2 separate regions of the Homo sapiens genome follow, and region 1 is linked to region 2. Evidence: chromatin loops called from intact Hi-C (ENCODE). Cell type or tissue: B cell. All regions are shown on one strand. Links, peaks and the distances in the headings refer to the core of each region. The heading gives the core; the rest is flanking DNA. Region 1 overlaps ALPK2 (alpha kinase 2). Region 2 holds the start of LINC03110 (long intergenic non-protein coding RNA 3110).

Region 1 (8,338 bases), core at 85-8,084, 110 kb before region 2:
ATGACAATAATACATTACATAAAGCAAGTTCTTGTAAACTTTAGAAGCAGGAAATACTTGTCACGATTACTACACTAGTACTTTGCCTCTTCAGTGTGGGCTTCAAAGTGTACAGCAGTGATGGTATTCGGCTATTGGAAAATCTGAATATAAACATAAATATTAAGCCAGTCACCTGCCTCAGATGCTCATACCAAAAAATGGCGAGAAAATGCAGGTTTGGGGATTGAGGATTCTTTATATCCTATATCTCTTCTCTAGTAAGTCAGCAGGATAGTGATAGGACCTCGGGTTTGGTTTCCTGTGTTTTGTTTTTTTTTTTTCTTTGAGATGGAGTCTCACTATGTTGTCCATATCACAGTGGTGCGATCTCGGCTTATAGCAACATCTGCCATCCAGGTTCAAGTGATTCTCCTGCCTCAGCCTCCCAAGTAGCTGGACTTACAAGCGAGTGCCACCATGGCCAGCTAATTTTTGTATTTTTAGTAGAGATGGGGTTTTGCCCTGTTAGCCAGGCAGGTCTTGAACTTCTGACTTCAAGTGATCCACCCACCTCGGCCTCCCAAAGTGCTGGGATTACAGGCGTGAGTCACCGCGCCCAGCCAGGCTTGGTTTCTTGATTGGCAGAAAATAACCCCTCTGGCAGTACAATCACAGGTGACGCAGCAGGCAACAACGATTACCTGCTAAGACTGAGAGACAGCTTCATTCCAAAAAAGAGACAAAATTTCCTGGGATATTGAGATCGCTGAGAGGGACAACAACATTAATGTTGTTCTACTTGGTGCAATGAGCATGGTAAATGCTCAGAAATTATGTCAAATGAGTGAACATCTATCCAGTCTGATCTTTGTCCAACATCCCTTTGCCAACATATGTAGGAAGGTTTTGCCTCTTCAGTCTGGTTCTCTTCTCATGTCAGATCTCAGCATCTCTCTGTTGAGACATTGATCTCCTACCTGAAAATTGCTCCAGGCTCCTGCGTTTTGGTTAATATGTAGCTTCTACTAAACTAAATCTCTTATTCATCACTAATAGTTTGGTGCCTGGTTTGTTGGGGTCTTTTTTAGATCTAAACCGAAGCTTTATGTTCTCTTTTGAGTAGAGAGAGAGAAGCATCTTTTGTTTTAACCACAAATAATTGAGGTTTCAAGTATGTACCACTTAGAAGACATCAGCATAACTGTACCGACTATAGCCAGGCACCATGCACTGAAAGTGAGGATGTCCAGTTTACCCTGGGCACAGAGCTATAAATTGCAAGGTACAACAGCAGGGTTGCATTTAAAGATGAGGGAAATCAAAGGTAAGATGTGAACTGAGGAGGACTATGGTGCAGATTACACCAGAAATTCAGGGGCCCCTTTGGATGGATCCATCGAAACAAACTTTCCCCTTGTAGATGGAAGGAAAAATAACAATTCACAGAAAAGTTTCTGGGAAGCTGAAGTTGGTAGGGAAATGCCTGGAGAACCAAGGAGGAGGAAACATCTGGAATTCAATGTTGTGATTTGAGCTAGGAAGGCAAAATATACACTGAGCTGATATTTGTGCATATGGTGGCTTGAAAATTCACACACCTTACTTCTCAGGTGCCTGAGTAAATGCAATCCCTTTATTTTGTCTCTGAAACCGATCCTGTCTTCCTCATGGGCCCCCAATCAGGGATGTGGGAGATGAGTGGAAAATAACAAAATTTTCTTTCTGATTAAGCCTATTCTGGTCCAATCCCTTGGGCAGTCCTCTAGGGAATGCTCACTTTCTAGTACTGCTGGCCCCACCCTCTGGAAGACAGTGTCTGAGCTGCCCTGCATGGGTAGGTGGAAGGGTGGCTAGTTCCTGTGTCCTGAAAGGGAAGCAGGCAAAGCTCTCCTGTCCTCTCAGTTTCCCTTAGCTTGCTCCACCACAATCCCGGCATTGCAAAACGTGGAGTCAGGACCTACGTGCCCCTCTCACCCTGACTCTGTCTCCGTCACCTTCCTCCTCCCAGTAGCTCTGAGCAGGGAAGGCTGTGTCCACTTGTCCACACCCTCACACCTGTTTGCTTTCAGATTGTGCAGAGATAAGATTCTCTGATCTAAGAAGAAAGGAACATAGAAAACTCTCTCAACAAAGCCAGACTGTAAGGTTATTGTCCTGCTTAAACAAATACAAAACCTATTTATTTTCATCTGTTTGCTTTCCACAGCACAACCCTTATCTATGCCTCTCTCACAGTACAACCCACATTCTGGTGTCTATGACATACAACCTCCTTCCCCTCCTCCATCACGTACAACCCCATCCCCATCTCCATCACGTAAAACCCTATCCCTGCCTTCATCATGAACAACCCCATCTCTGTCTCTATCACATACAACCCCATCCCCATCTCCATCACCTACAACCCCATCCCATTTCCATCATATATGACTCTACCCCCATCTATATCATATACAACCCCATCCCCATCTCCATCATATATGACTCTACCCCCATCTATATCATATACAACCCCATCCCCATCTCCATCACCTACAATCCCATCCCCATCTCTATCATATATGACTCTACCCTCATCTATATCAGATACAACCCATCCCCATCTATATCACATACAACCACATCCCCATCTCCATCACGTACAACCCCATCCCCGTCTCCATCATGTACAACCCCATCCCCACCTCCATCGTGTACAACCCCATCCCCGCTTCCATCACGTACAACCCCATCCCCACCTCCATCACATACAACCCCATCCCTATCTCTATCATGTACAACCCCATCCACATCTCCATCACATACAACCTCATCCCTATCTCCATCATATACAACTCCATCCTCATCTCCAAAACATACAACCCCATCCCCACCTCCATCACATACAACCCCATCCCCACCTCCATCACATGCAACCCCATCCCCACCTCCATTACATACAATCCCATCCCCACCTCCATCACATACAACCCCATCCCTACCTCTATCATATACAACCCCTTCCTCATCTCTGTTGCATACAATTCTCTTCACCTTATCACCATCTCACCCCCGAGATGGAGGTAACCCTAGTTTCCTGGGCTTCTTTAGAAGGTCCCAGAAACAAAAATGGAAAAAAAAAAACCCACATTTTTTTTCTTAATAATTCACTGTATCTACACTATTGGCAACTGTACCTGTTTCCTAGGGCTGCAAATGACCACAAACTGGGCAGCTTAAAACACCACAGCTTTACTCCCTCAGTTCTGGAGGCCAGAAGTGTGCATTCAAGGTGTCGCCAGGGCTGCACTCCTCTGGAGGTCCTCCCTTGCCTCTTCCAGCTTCTGGTGGCTCCTGGCCATCCTTGCCATTCCCTGACCTGTAGATGCATCACTCCAGTCTCTCCCTCCGTCTTCATGTGGCCATCTTCCCTCTATATCTTTCCGTGTGTCCTCTCCTCTTCTTATAAGGACACCAGTCACTGGATTTAGGGCCCACTCTAGTCCAGTATGACCTTATCTTAGCTAATTATATCTGCAGTTTCCATGTGCACAAAATTGCAGGGAACACGATTCAACCCACTAAAGCAATCCATTCTTTTTCCAGCCTGTCCTTTTGGCCCCCCACTCCATGGTCTCCCATTTACTGTCCACAATCAGCAGTGAAGCATAGTCACTTGACTGGGTGGGTGGTGTACACTTGAGAAGAGAAAGGTTTCAAATGAGATTTTAGTGGCAGGACAATGATAGGGAGGTTGTCCCTCTCCTGGAAGTTATGCCTACTTCTGTGCTAAGCAAAATCTGTCCAGAGAGTGGAATTCAGTGCAGCCAAGTCTATTCCTTGTCACCAGCCCAGGCTTCCAGACCCTGCAGTCAGCACCAGCCACTTCAGAATGTTCTGATGAAGACCAACCCATGCCTGAGTGGAATGTTCTGCTATCTCCTTATGAAGAGGCAGGGACTGAAGAGTTCCTTAAGTTTATGGTCAGATTTAGACCCTGAACTAGAAATTTAAGAGATGAAGGAGTAAATGGTTCTCATGATGGTTATTTTCCCACCCAACCCCATCAGTTTGATGGTAAATGTGAAAGCACTTGTTTTTAAATCATCACTTTAAAAAAAAATGCCCCAAATCGCAAGGCAGTATCAAAATACCTGTGCTGACTCAGAAAGATAATTTTTCAAGCATCAGCAGAAAGGGGAACTTACAGAATTTGCAATTTTACCTCCTGCCCTACCTCCCACCCCAACCCCAGTTCTGCAAATGTGGTAGAGGCAGTCAATTGGAGGGGGCGGGGGAATATAATTTTTCACGTTTCTGTCTTGCCTCATTAATCTAATTCCTTTCAACAAATATTGACAGACACTGTGTTTCTTCTGCGCATTCCAAGATGAATCAGACCTAGTGTCTGTCCCAACCCAGCTCACAGAATAACACCCCAGCTGGGCAAACAAATGACTATATGTAAAGGCTAGCACAGAGACAGAAATAACTTGCTACAGTAGAAATAATCTACTTGGGGGAGAAGAGAAGGGACAAGTGTATCAAGGAAAGATACAGAATCAATATATTTGCTGCTGATGCATGTACATTCATTAATTCCTTTATTCAACAAATACTTGTTGAAAGCCGTCTATGTTCCTGGCCTTGTCCTAGCTTCTAAGGAAAACATCGCCAGACAAAGTCTCTGTCTTCTTGAAACTTACATTCTGTGTAGGGAGGTGGTCAAGACTTAGGGTCGGCAGGTGTTCTATAAGGAGACAAGGTTGTTAATGATCTAGAAAGAAAGCTATGGCAGTGGCCCAGATGAAATTATGAAGCCTGGGCTACCGTGGTGGCTGGGGGAATGGAGAGTGGGTTGATTGTGTCCCGCAAAAATAGGTTCAAGTTCTAACCCTTGGTACCTGAGAATGTGACTTTACTTGGGAGTAGGTTTTTACAAATATAATCACATTAAAATGAGGTCATACTGGATTACAGTGGGCCCGAATCCAGTGACTGTTGTCTTCATGGGAAGAGAAAAATTTGAACACAGAGACACAGAGGGAAGAAGGCCATGTGATGATGGAGGCAGAGATTGGATTAATGTTGGCTCCAAACCAAGGAACCCCCAAGGGCTTCTGGCCACCACTGGAGCTAGGCCAGAAGTATGGGATGGCTTCTCTCTCAGACCTCCAGGGAAAACCAATACTGCCAACTGTCTGCTGATTTCAGACTGTGCCTCCTCAATTGTGAGAAAATAAATGTCTGATGCTTGAAGGCACCCCGGTTTTGGGTGCTTTGTTATGGCAGCCCTTGGAATTTAATACAGAGAGGAAAGTTCCATTGCAGAAGACACTGCGGAATTAGAACAGACAGGATTTGGGAATGGGTTAGACACAGGGCCTGAAGAATGCTTCAGCAACCACCCTCAGGACTCCAGCTCAGGGAATTTCACTACAAATAGGCTCAGTGAGGGATGGAGACTGCTTGCTCCAGTACTTGATACACCAAGTAAGTGCTTAATAAATGTTGATATGTTTAGGCTTTGTGTCCCCACCCAAATCTCATCTTGAATTGTAATCCCTATAATCCCCACGCATCAAGGGAGAGACCAGGTGGAGGTAATTGAACAATGGGGGCGGTTTCTCCCAAGCTGTTCTCATGATAGTGACTTCTCACGAGATCTGATGGTTTTCTAAGGGCCTGTTCCCTGCTTCACTTGGCATTTCTCCTTCCTGCTGCCTTGTGAAGAAGGTGCCTTGCTTCCCCTTCACCTTCTGCCGTGATTGTAAGCTTTCTGAGGCTTCCCCAGCCATGCTGAACTGTGAGTCATATTAAATCCTTTCCTTTATAAATTACCCAGTCTCGAGCAGTTGGGGTTTTTTTTTTGGTTTTTTTTTTTTTTTTTTTTTTTTTTTTTGAGACAGAGTCTCACTCTGTCACTCAGGCTAGAGTGCAGTGGCATGATCTTGGCTCACTGAAACCTCTGCCTCCCAGGTTCAAGCGATTCTCCTGCCTCAGCCTCCTGAGTACCTGGGAATACAGGTGTGCGCCACAAAGCCTGGCTAATTTTGTATTTTCAGTAAAGGCGGGATTTCCCCATGTTGGCCAGGCTGGTCTCAAACTCCTGACCTCAAGTGATCCGCTGCCTCGGCCTCCCAAAATGCTGGGATTACAGGCATGAGCCTCTGTGCCCACCCTCAGGCAGTTCTTTACGGCAGTATGAAAACAGACTAATACAAACGTGTTAGCTCAGCTATCGTCTTTGGGGCTGGAATGATGGACATTCGTGTGGATGCTTCTCAGGGTAGATCTATGTGGAAGACAAAGGCAGTCTGCCCAGCACAGAGTTGGTTCAGAATGGTAAGAAATCTGCCACTCTTGTCTCTCTGACTGCAGGGGTTTGGAGAAGAAAACTAGGCACCATGGTTGCTGGTAGTGTGATGGGCTTCAGAGTTCATTTCTCATTCCCTGTCACTAAAGGCCACATCCTGATCCACCAGCCCTGATCATAAGACAGACAGTAGCATCGCGGAGTGGGCACTGACCTGCAGGTGCTCCTCCTTCCACCCCATGGGGGATGTCCCCTCCCTGGCAGCCTGCCAAGGGTCCCCAGCCTCTAATTCTCTTGAGGATCTTGCCTAGGATCCCCGAGATCAGTGTGTCTTGTGCTTCAGTTGGTCCTTTCGACCAGCCGTGAAGTAACAGGCTTCTCTGCCCTCCCTTTTCTCAGGTCTGGAGATTCAAAGGATCTGGCCTGGGGGTTAACAAGCCTGTTTATGCCCATCATTGGAACCAGCTTGATATGGTTTGGCTGTGTCCCCACCCAAATCTTATCTTGAATTGTAGCTCCCATAATCCCCATGTATTGTGGGAGGGACCCCATGGGAGGTAATTGAATCATGGGGGCGGGTTTTCCTGTGCTGTTCTCATGATAGTGAATAAGTCTCACAAGATCTAATGGTTTTATAAAGGGGAGTTCTTTGCACACCCTCTCTTATTGCCGCCATGTAACATATGGCTTTGCTCCTCCTTCGCCTTCTGCCATAATTGTGAGGTCTTCTTAGCCATGTGTAACAGTGAGTCCATTAAACCCAGTCTCGGGTATCTGTTCATAGCAGTATGAAAATGGACTAATACACAGCTCAACAGGCATATGGCAGGGTCTGCCTGGTACAATCTTAACACACAACACTTCAAGAGGGTGGGAACACAGAAAACTGCAAGTTCGAGTTGTTCGAGTAACAACTGGTTAAGCCAGAGCCTCTTCTTAACAATTAGATTCATTCCATATGTGGATTTGGAAGTAATTAACCTGCACTTCTTTAAAATATGTTAAAATTCACATTTTCAGGAGTACAGTAACTAGCTTAGGTGAGATAACACTGAGATTCGAATCATATCTAGGTACCCACAATGGCTAAGTCTAATCATTTCTTGGTTATTATCCTGATTTTCTCTTCTTTGTCAATGTATAATATCACAAAAGAGCAAAGGTAAGCACTGAGCAATTCAGACTTGTTCCAAGCTGTCCGAAGGGAAAGAATTCTCATGTCTGACTTTGAATAGCACCATTATTAACCAATATTACTATTTATTGAATTGTTATAAAGTCTACCTACTCTGGAAATGTCCTTGCCAACCAGGTGCTAAGTGTACCCTTTATCATCTGGTGGGAAGTTGCAGGCCAGCTTTGCCTTGCACACTCCTGGAGAATGGGAGGGGCATGCATGAGGCCCGAAGAACCCCAACCATTTCAGTGGAGATGCTGGTGGCCCAACATGGTGAACACTGTCTCATCCCCCTGCCCTGAGAGTAGGCTCTGCTACTTGTACATGGTTCTAACTGTGAAGGCCCTGGGCCTTTTAAAAACTTTTTTTGAGACAGAGTCTTGCTCTGTCACCCAGGCTGGAGTGCAGTGGCACAATCTCGTCTCACTGCAACCTCTGCCTCCCCGGTTCAAGCGATTCTCCTGCCTCAGCCTCCCAAGTAGCTGGGATTACAGGCACCCGACACCACGCCTGGCTAATTTTTGTATTTTTAGTAGAGACGAGGTTTCACCATGTTAGCCAGGCTGGTCTCAAACTCCTGACCTCAAGTGATCCACCAGCCTCGGCCTCCCAAAGTGCTGGGATTACAGGTTTGAGCCACCACGCCCAGCCTTAAAAACTGTCTTTTAAAGCTATTCATTAATTTATTGGACTAGATCTCACACACACACACACACGCACACACAATTCATGAGGTATGCAGTGAACAGGTATATAGTAAAAATTGTGTCTCTCCACCCAGTTACTCAGTCACCTTCACCAGAGGCCACCACTGTTATCGACAGTTATTTTAGTTTTGAGGAGAGCTAAGGAACTCAGACCTAAAATGGAATTAGGGAAGCTAT
Region 2 (8,338 bases), core at 42-8,041:
CTTCTGTCTTCATTTATTCATTGACCCAGCAATTGTTCAGGCGCATGTTGTTTAATTTGTATAGATTCCAAAGTTCCTCTTGATATTGATTTCTACCTTTATTCCACTGTGGTCTGAGAAAATACTTGATCTAATTCTGATTTTTAAAAATTTGTTAAGACTTGTTTTGTGGCCTAACATGTGGTTTATCTTGGAGAACATCCCATGTACTGATGAAAAGAATGCACCTTGTAGTTGTATGTGGTTTGGGGGCAGAATGTTCTGTAAATGTCTGTTAAGTCTATTTGGTCTAAAGTCCAATTTAAGTCCGATGTTTCTTTGTTAATGTTCTGTCTCTGTGATTTCTCTAGTGCTGTGAGTGGGGTATTAAAATCCCCTGCTATTATTGTATTGCTGTCTATCTTTCTTTAGGTCTAGTAATATTTGTTTTGTGAATTTGGGTGCTCTGATGTTGGGTGCATATATATTTAGAATTGTTATATCCTCTTGCTGAATTGATCCCTTGATTATTATATAATGGCCTTCATTTTTTTAAATTATATTATGTTTTTGGTTTAAAGTCTGTTTTATCTGATATAAGCATAGCTATTCCTGCTCACTTTTGATTTCCATTTACTTGGAATCTCATTTTCCACCTCTTTACTTTTAGTCTATGTGTTTTTATGGGTAAGGTGAACTTATTGTAGGCAGCATATAGTTGGATCATGTTTTTTAAATCCATTCTACCAAACTCTACCTTTAAAGTGGCACGTTTAATCCATTTATATTCAAGGTTAATATTGACACAGGAGGCTTTGTTCCTGTCAAATTGCTGATTGTTTTCAAGTCGTTTTTATAAATTCTTTGTTTCTTTTCTTTCCTTGTCTTTGTGGTTTGATGAAATTCTGTTGTGTTGCCATTTGATTCCTTTCTTTTCCTCCTTTGTGTTGCTGTTTTATACGAACTGTGAACTTTCTAGATTTTCTAGTTGGTGAGTGTGCAGCTACTCGTAATAGTCTCTAATGATCTTTTGTATTTCTGTGGTTTCAGTCGTAATGTTTCCTTTTTCATTTCTGATTGTGTTTATTTGGATCTTCTCTCTTCTTTGTTAGTCTAGCTAGTGGTTTATCATTTTTGTTTACCTTTTCAAAGAACCGCTTTTCATTTCAACAGTCCTTCGTATTTTTAAATCTCTATTTCATTTAGTTCTGTGTGTCTTTTATATTTCTGTGTGTTTTCATAATGGTGAAAATTAACCTTTCACTTCCATGTTTAAGACCCCTTTGAGCATTTCCTGTACAGCTGATCTAGTGGTGACAAATTCCCTCAGCATTTGCTTGTCTGGGAAGGAGTTTATTTCTCCTTGATTTATGAAGTCAGCTTCTGGCAGGACACAAAACTCTTGACTGACAGGTTCTGCTTAAGTTTAATATTTTTCTGTGGCTGCTAATTGTTCACATGTTTTCATTATGAAGTAATTTTAATGCCACTTTGGTGGGCTGTTAATCCCTTTGGGGGCCTCATGCAAGCAAGAGCTAGCACAAAGGATCAATTTAGGTCTTGTTCTGGGGGTTACCTAGAGGGGCAGCAAAACCTCAGTAGGGTAAGCCATAAATAATCTAAAGTTCCTAAGAGCTGAAGAAGAAGGAAATGGCCATCCAAAATAGAGCTGTACTTGCCCCAGCTAGGGAAATTAGGAACGAGAGATACCCAGTGATGAGGGTTGGGTCTTTGAAGAAGTGTCTATTAATATGGCCACCAGAGAGCTCTAAACATCTGCCAAGTTTCTAGAGCCCCCTGTTAGCTCAACATAACAGTACCAGCCAGGTAAGCATTCCTTGTACCCCATACCTCTTCTCCCTTCCTGCAGTTTATGCTTGCAGGGTCAGAAACCACACTTGGCAAACTGCAGAAGAAAAGGTAAAAGCAGGCCGGGCGTGGTGGCTCATGCCTGTAATCCCAGCACTTTGGGAGGCCAAGGTGGGCGGATCACGAGGTCAAGAGATCGAGACCATCCTGGCCAACATGGTGAAACCCCGTCTCTACTAAAAATACAAAAAATTAGCCGGGCGTGGTGGCAGGCACCTGTAATCCCAGCTACTTGGGAGGCTGAGGCAGGAGAATCACTTGAACCTGGGAGGTGGAGGTTGCAGTGAGCCAAGATGGCACCATTGCACTCCAGCCTGGGCAAAAAGAGTGAAACTCCGTCTCAGAAAGAAAAAAAAAAGGTAAAAGCATTAGATGGAATCACATGGAAACAGCCTACCTCCTTCCTTCCTCACTGCAGGCTTCTCATCTGAGCTCGGGAAAGGAGGAGCCTCCTAGATTTGATTATGTGATGATTACCCAAGATTGGACATTTTAATTACTAATTGCAAGACCTTTTTATTGCACATGAATAAATGGAATAGTCATATTGTCCCAAATTTAATCGAGGGTGGGACAAAGACTAATTCCACAGAATACATTTAAAGCAATAGTGGGAGTTAAAAGTAAAATTGCATTATAATTAGACCCTCCAAGTCCTGCCTGTTTAACTTAAGGTTGCTCACACTACTGAGGCGAGATAGAAAAGTAGTTGGTGAATTTCAATTGGAAAAGTGTAGCCATGGGAAGGAACCTAGGAGTCTCATCTCTCTCCTGAAGTTAATCTGCCCAATGTCTCAAAGGCCTCAAGAACTGTTCTCAGGGAAGTATTAGAATGCAAATAAAACCACCATTCTACTTTTGACTAGAAATCCTCTGGTGGTTGCCTGAGATGGGGAGGTATTGTTTAATGGGTATAGAGTTTCAGTTGGGGAAGATGAAAAAGTTCTGGAGATGAATGGTGATGTCACAACAATGTGAATGTACTTAATGCCACTAAATTGCACGCTAAAAAATGTTAAAATGGAAAATCTTATGTATTGTATATTTCATCACAATAAAAAAATAGCATAGGATGATTGTTTATCCACTGGGAAAATAAAATAAAATAATCATTATTACCTCTAAAACCAAAATAAAACCCTGATGGATGCTTTGCCAGTTAAAGCATCTTCAGAAAGATGACAAGAAGTTAGACACTGTATCCACAGGAACAATTTGGCTTAGGCAGAAAAGGGAGATTTGTAGGCTCACCCAACTGAACTGCAGGAAAGGTGGGTATGAGCTGGACCTCAGGACTGACCACACCTGGGACTGGAACACCACCCGCCCTTTCTCTGTCTCTTGTTTCTGCTTCTCTCAGTGCACCAGCCACTCTCTCCCACCACAGACTGGCTTCTTCTGCACAGCCTGTGGGACATGGCCACCGAACAGCTCAGACTCATACCTCACAGGTTTGCCACCTGAGCAAACCCAAGATCTTCCATCTGGTTGAAGGTCAGAAGTCTCAGGACTGAATTTGGGGAACATGCCTATCTGTAGCCAATCACTGAGTTAGGGAAGCAGATCAGTCAGAAACTGGGGGATCCCATTAAACCACACTGTGGAAAGCAGTATTCCTGAGAACAGAGTGCTACTCCACTCTAGGCAGACAAAGCAGTAGCCACCAGCTATCTGCACAGTCCTTCCCTTCTCTGGAACAGATCCCAAACAGTGCTGGGAAGACCTCAGCAGCACAGTTGGACCACCTATGTGCTCCTTCCGCCCTCATTACTTGTACATCCTGGATCCCTGGATTTCTTAGCTAATGCTGGGTTGGCAGAAATGAGGGGGAGGGGAGCAGTAGAATCCTGCCCTAAATTGCAGCCAGTCATCTGAGGTCATTTTTTCCTTGTCAATGCTATATCCCCAGAGGGTTGGACCCTTCTCTATTCTGTTATGCTTTATTCAGACAATTTCTAGAACAATGTTGGCCAGTATAGATGATTCCCGTCATTTTATCTCTACTACCTAGGTCCAAAGATTCCCCCCACAACCTTGTGAATCTCTGACTCAGTGTTATTAGTCTTAAAAACCCAGGTGCTGAACCAGACTATGCTGTGCTCCTCTTTGGAGTGAATCTTGGATTATCAAATAATCAAATAATGGCTAAGATCAGCCCTTGTTTCCCCATGTCCCTGCTTAGTGCCAGCTCTGTCTTCATCCCCTCCCAGGCTTGGCCACCCTTCTGCTGAGATGCACCCTAGCATGTTGCCCATAAAGGAATGTGAAAAAAGTATCTACACTTCTGAAGATAGTGTGCTCCACCCTTCAAAGCTTTAGGAAGATAAATTTAGACATAAAACAGGAAGTATTTCTCTGTGTGGCTAAGAGTGATCTAAGAGAAGTTATTTCCTCAAGATATTTTGAAGCTGTAGTGTGGGGAAACAGTTCTCAAACCCCAGTGTGGATCAGGATCACCTGGAGGGCTTACTAAGCTACATATTGTTGGGTCCACCCCAGAGTTTCGATTCAGTCGATCAGGGGATCAGAGGTGGGGCCTAAGAATTTGCATGTTTTTAACTCTTTTTTTTTTTTTTTTTTTTTGAGATGGAGTCTCGCTCTGTCACCCAGGCTGGAGTACAGTGGCAAGATCTCGACTCACTGCAACCTCTGCCTGCCGGGTTCAAGCAATTCTCCTGGCTCAGCCTCCCAAGTAGCTGGGATTACAGGTGCGTGCTGCCATACCCGGCTAATTTTTTATATTTTTGGTAGAGACAGGGTTTCGTCATGTTGGCCAGGCTGGTCTCAAACTCCTGACCTCAAGTGATCAGCCCACCTCAGCCTCCCAAAGTGCTGGGATTACAGGTGTGAGCCACCACACCCAGCCAGAATTTACATTTTTCAAAAGGTCCCTGATGTTGCTGAGGCAGGACCACACTTTAAGAACCACTATAGTAGAGGTTTAGGAAGAGACAGAGAAAAATCTCTCCAGGCTACAAGACTGTCTGATGCTGAAGGTCTTGGCCTAGGTCAGCTAAGGTGCTCTTTAGGGTTGATATTCTGTGATTGTTAAACAGGTGACTAAATATGTATCTGTGTCAAGCTACTCTTATTATCATTAAACAGTTCTTGACTGCTTACTTTATTAAAATATAAGAATTTCCAAGAGCTTCGGACCTCTGATCTATATATAACAGAACTTCATTAAGTATAACTCACTAAGTCACTTAGTGAAAAGCTTGAACTACAGAATAGTCTAACTAATTGCCCTTTCAAATAGGCATTTAACAATAATTTCAACTAGCCTCCTACAAAACTGTTTCACAGCAAAGCTTTCACTGATGTTTTTGCAAAATGAATTTAATTACTAATTATCATATAAGGATTAGCATATAGCTGATATGTAAATGTCTTAGGTATGATTTAAACTGTTGAGTCAACTGAACATGTACCTTCCTCTCCCACTTCCTCCAACAAATAAATCTTACTTGTATTTTAATTTAATACTGTGTCCATTCTTCTGAAATAGCTGTTTATTCTGAACATCTAATTTTAGACATATAACTAATATGGTACAATTTTCAACTGCCGGTTATTTAAATGCTGCCCCCTCCCTGACACAAATAAATCTTATTTACATATTATTTGCTTCATAAGTATTCCACCATCCTGCAGTCACTGTGATCATTGTCCCCAGCTAGTCTTTGATCTGTGATAATTGTCCACAGGTAGTCTTTGATCATATGTTCTCCTGTCTGGAGGAACTAATATGTCCTTCCAACTCTGCCCAGCCTTCAGGTACAATTTAGGCCCCTACTTTTCTCTTAGGCTTTCTTCAGCCACTGTAACTTTTTTAAGTTTCTCCCTTATCCAAAGTCCCTTACTACTTAGAACCTCGGAAGTAAAGGGACCTCAGAGAACATCCAGTCCACGCTGCCCTCTGTTTAAATGTGTCTACAGTGTACCACACCAAGGAACTCCCACACTCTGAATGAACAGCCCAGTGATCAGGAGCTTTGAATCAATTCTTGGCACCTAACAGTTTGTGAAGAGTCTGCTAAACTCCCTCTATCAGAAATCCCAGAGGACTGAGAACAGGTCATCCTTGGAGGTATGTAATACAGTATTTAACCACCTTTCTACCTGAGTGTGCTTACCTGCAAAGGGTAATGTCGATATTAACCGAGAATGATCATGGTTGTCACATTTAAACTAATAATAATAAAGTACACAATTTATTATGCAGAAAGAATCATGCCTTCATAATCAGTCTTCACAAAGATTCCTTTAACTCTCTGCACCCACCATTCCTAATCCTGGAAAATTATTTCTCTTTGCTCTTTGCTCATCCATAGGCTCTTTGACAAAAGTCTCCAGAAAACTACTGAACTACACACATCAACAATAAAGAAGTCCTAATGTCCAAAACCTTGCTTGTCACTTTTTTGTTTGTATAATTTATCTCCACAACTAGATCATAGGCTTCTAGAAAACATGAGTTCTGTTTTAAATTTTGTGCCCCTTGGCAGCTGTATCTGAATGGAGTCAGGATCTGGAAGCCCAAGTCTCCTTGTCAATGTCTGCTTGGTTCCCAAGGACACCTGTAAATGGAAGAGGGGCATAGTACACAGAAGACATTGCTGGCAAGTGTGGTCTCTTTACGATCAGGTGAGTCATCTGCTGAAATCTTTATAATAGACTTCTACCTTGATGGAATGGGTTGGACTAACGAGGAACCACCATTACTCCAAGGCCCAGAGCAGAGCTGGGCCATCAACTGTCTCCACACTTCCTGTCTTCTAGGTGCCACCCTGATCCCTCATTGCCTTTCAGCTGCATGTCTAAATCCCCACCCCACCCCTCATCTAGTTGGCTTTGATTCCAAGGACCTAGGACTGGAGTAGGGCTTTCACAAATAAGACAGCAGGAATGTAATGCAACCTAATGAGCAGACTAAGAAAGCATCTATACAGAAGAACAGACATACAAATACCAAGGCAGATAAGAGTGACAAAAGACAAAAAAAAAAAAAAAAAAAAGAGAGAGAGAGAGAAAAAGCTGAAGCCGGTCAGAATTCATCAGGGGATGGTGTATGTCTACCACCTCAGTGGTCCTTTAAAGGTAAACGGGCTTATTTTTCATGCACCAGCCTATGGTCCCTTCACTGGGACACTCTCAACATCCCCGGCTTTTTATAACTCTGGCTGGAAAGGTCAGCTCTGAACTCTTCCTGGGCAGGGAAAGGAGTTCACATAGGGATTGGGGATGGAGTACGGGAGCAGAGGAGCAGTGCCTATGTTAGAAACCGGTAGGAAGGCCGGGCGCGGTGGCTTGCGCCTGTAATCCCACCACTTTGAGAGGCTGAGGTGGGTGGATCAACTGAGGTCAGGAGTTTGAGACCAGCCTGACCAATATGGTGAAACCTCATCTCTACTAAAAATATAAAAATTAGCTGGGCGTGGTGGCATGTGCCTGTAGTCCCAGCAGCTGGGCAGGAGAATTGCTTGAACCCAGGAGGTGGAGGTTGCCGTGGGGCAAGATCGTGCCACTGCACTCCAGCCTGGGTGACAGAGGAAAACTCTGGTTTCAGAAAAAAATAAAATAAAATAAAATAAAATAAAAGCAGCAGCAGCAGCTGGTAGGAGCTGGATGCCTGGAAGAATAAAGAGCCTTTCTCCCTTAGGAGTGAGCCTAATAGATGGATCTTTACTCCCTTTCTCCTGGGCCCTCTACTGGTCTTTGCTTCTCCCATTTTTCACATTCTGACTGCATATACATACATGGCAATATATAGAGAATTTGGCCCCTTGACTCTCACCAGAAGCACCCCCCCAGCCCCATGACTCTGATTTCTTCAATGACATACGTTAAGTACTTTTTCTCCAAAGGTGAAATGATCCTAGGCTTTCTCAAGGGCAATGATTCTGAGCCTTACCCACATTTTAGAATCAGCTTAGGAAACACAAAAAAATCTCAATGACCAGGCAGCACCCCCAAGCCAATCAAGTAAGAATCTGGGGTGTAAGACTCAGACATGAGTATATTTTTTTAAATTGTTTATTTTTATGGGGACCTAGCAGGTATCTATATTTATGGGATATGTGAGCAATTTGGATACAGGCAAACAATATATAATAATCACATTGGGGGAAATGGGGTGTCCATCACCTCACGCATTTCTCATGTCTTTGTATTACAAACATTCCAATTATGCTTTTAGTTATTTTTAAGTGTACAATGAATTTTTTTTTACTTTAGCCACAGATCTAGGTACATTTTTAAACTCCCCAAATGATTCTAATATGCAGTCAAGGCTGAGCCAGCTGCCCTGGAGATGGTCCATCCCTTTTCAGGCCTCGCTGCACATCAGACTCATCTGAGGAACTTTTAAAACCACTGTTGCCTGTGCCCCACCCAAACCAATTAAAATCACTGTCTCTGGGGACTACAGCCAAGATATCAGTATGATTCTTTTTGTGTGTGCGATAAACTATATATAACATAAAATTTA

Evidence for each region. A loop is a pair of places that touch in the nucleus more often than their neighbours do. Peaks named below come from ENCODE experiments on the same cell type or tissue, not always from the same donor. Only the 100,000 strongest peaks of a DNase experiment are listed, where the experiment ranks them.
Region 1: a loop joins it to region 2, with 6 times the contacts of the local background. A loop is called at or near these places in 7 of 110 quality-filtered maps.

What each region holds. Positions count from the first base shown.
Region 1 is chr18:58,548,017-58,556,354 of GRCh38, forward strand. All of the region lies in intron 4 of ALPK2 (alpha kinase 2), which reads right to left. Among named protein-coding and RNA genes, the nearest start is that of ALPK2-AS1, 4.8 kb to the right of the region's middle. In B cell, for the core only: no CTCF peak of the experiment used is centred there; a DNase peak (open chromatin) is centred at 4,195.
Region 2 is chr18:58,654,076-58,662,413 of GRCh38, forward strand. It overlaps LINC03110 (long intergenic non-protein coding RNA 3110), which reads left to right and starts at 4,464. Exons shown (of 4, transcript NR_187442.1): 1 at 4,464-4,556; 2 at 5,788-5,938; 3 at 6,357-6,495. In B cell, for the core only: no CTCF peak of the experiment used is centred there; DNase peaks (open chromatin) are centred at 3,274, 4,296 and 4,816; H3K4me3 peaks cover 3,802 bases; H3K27ac peaks cover 4,887 bases.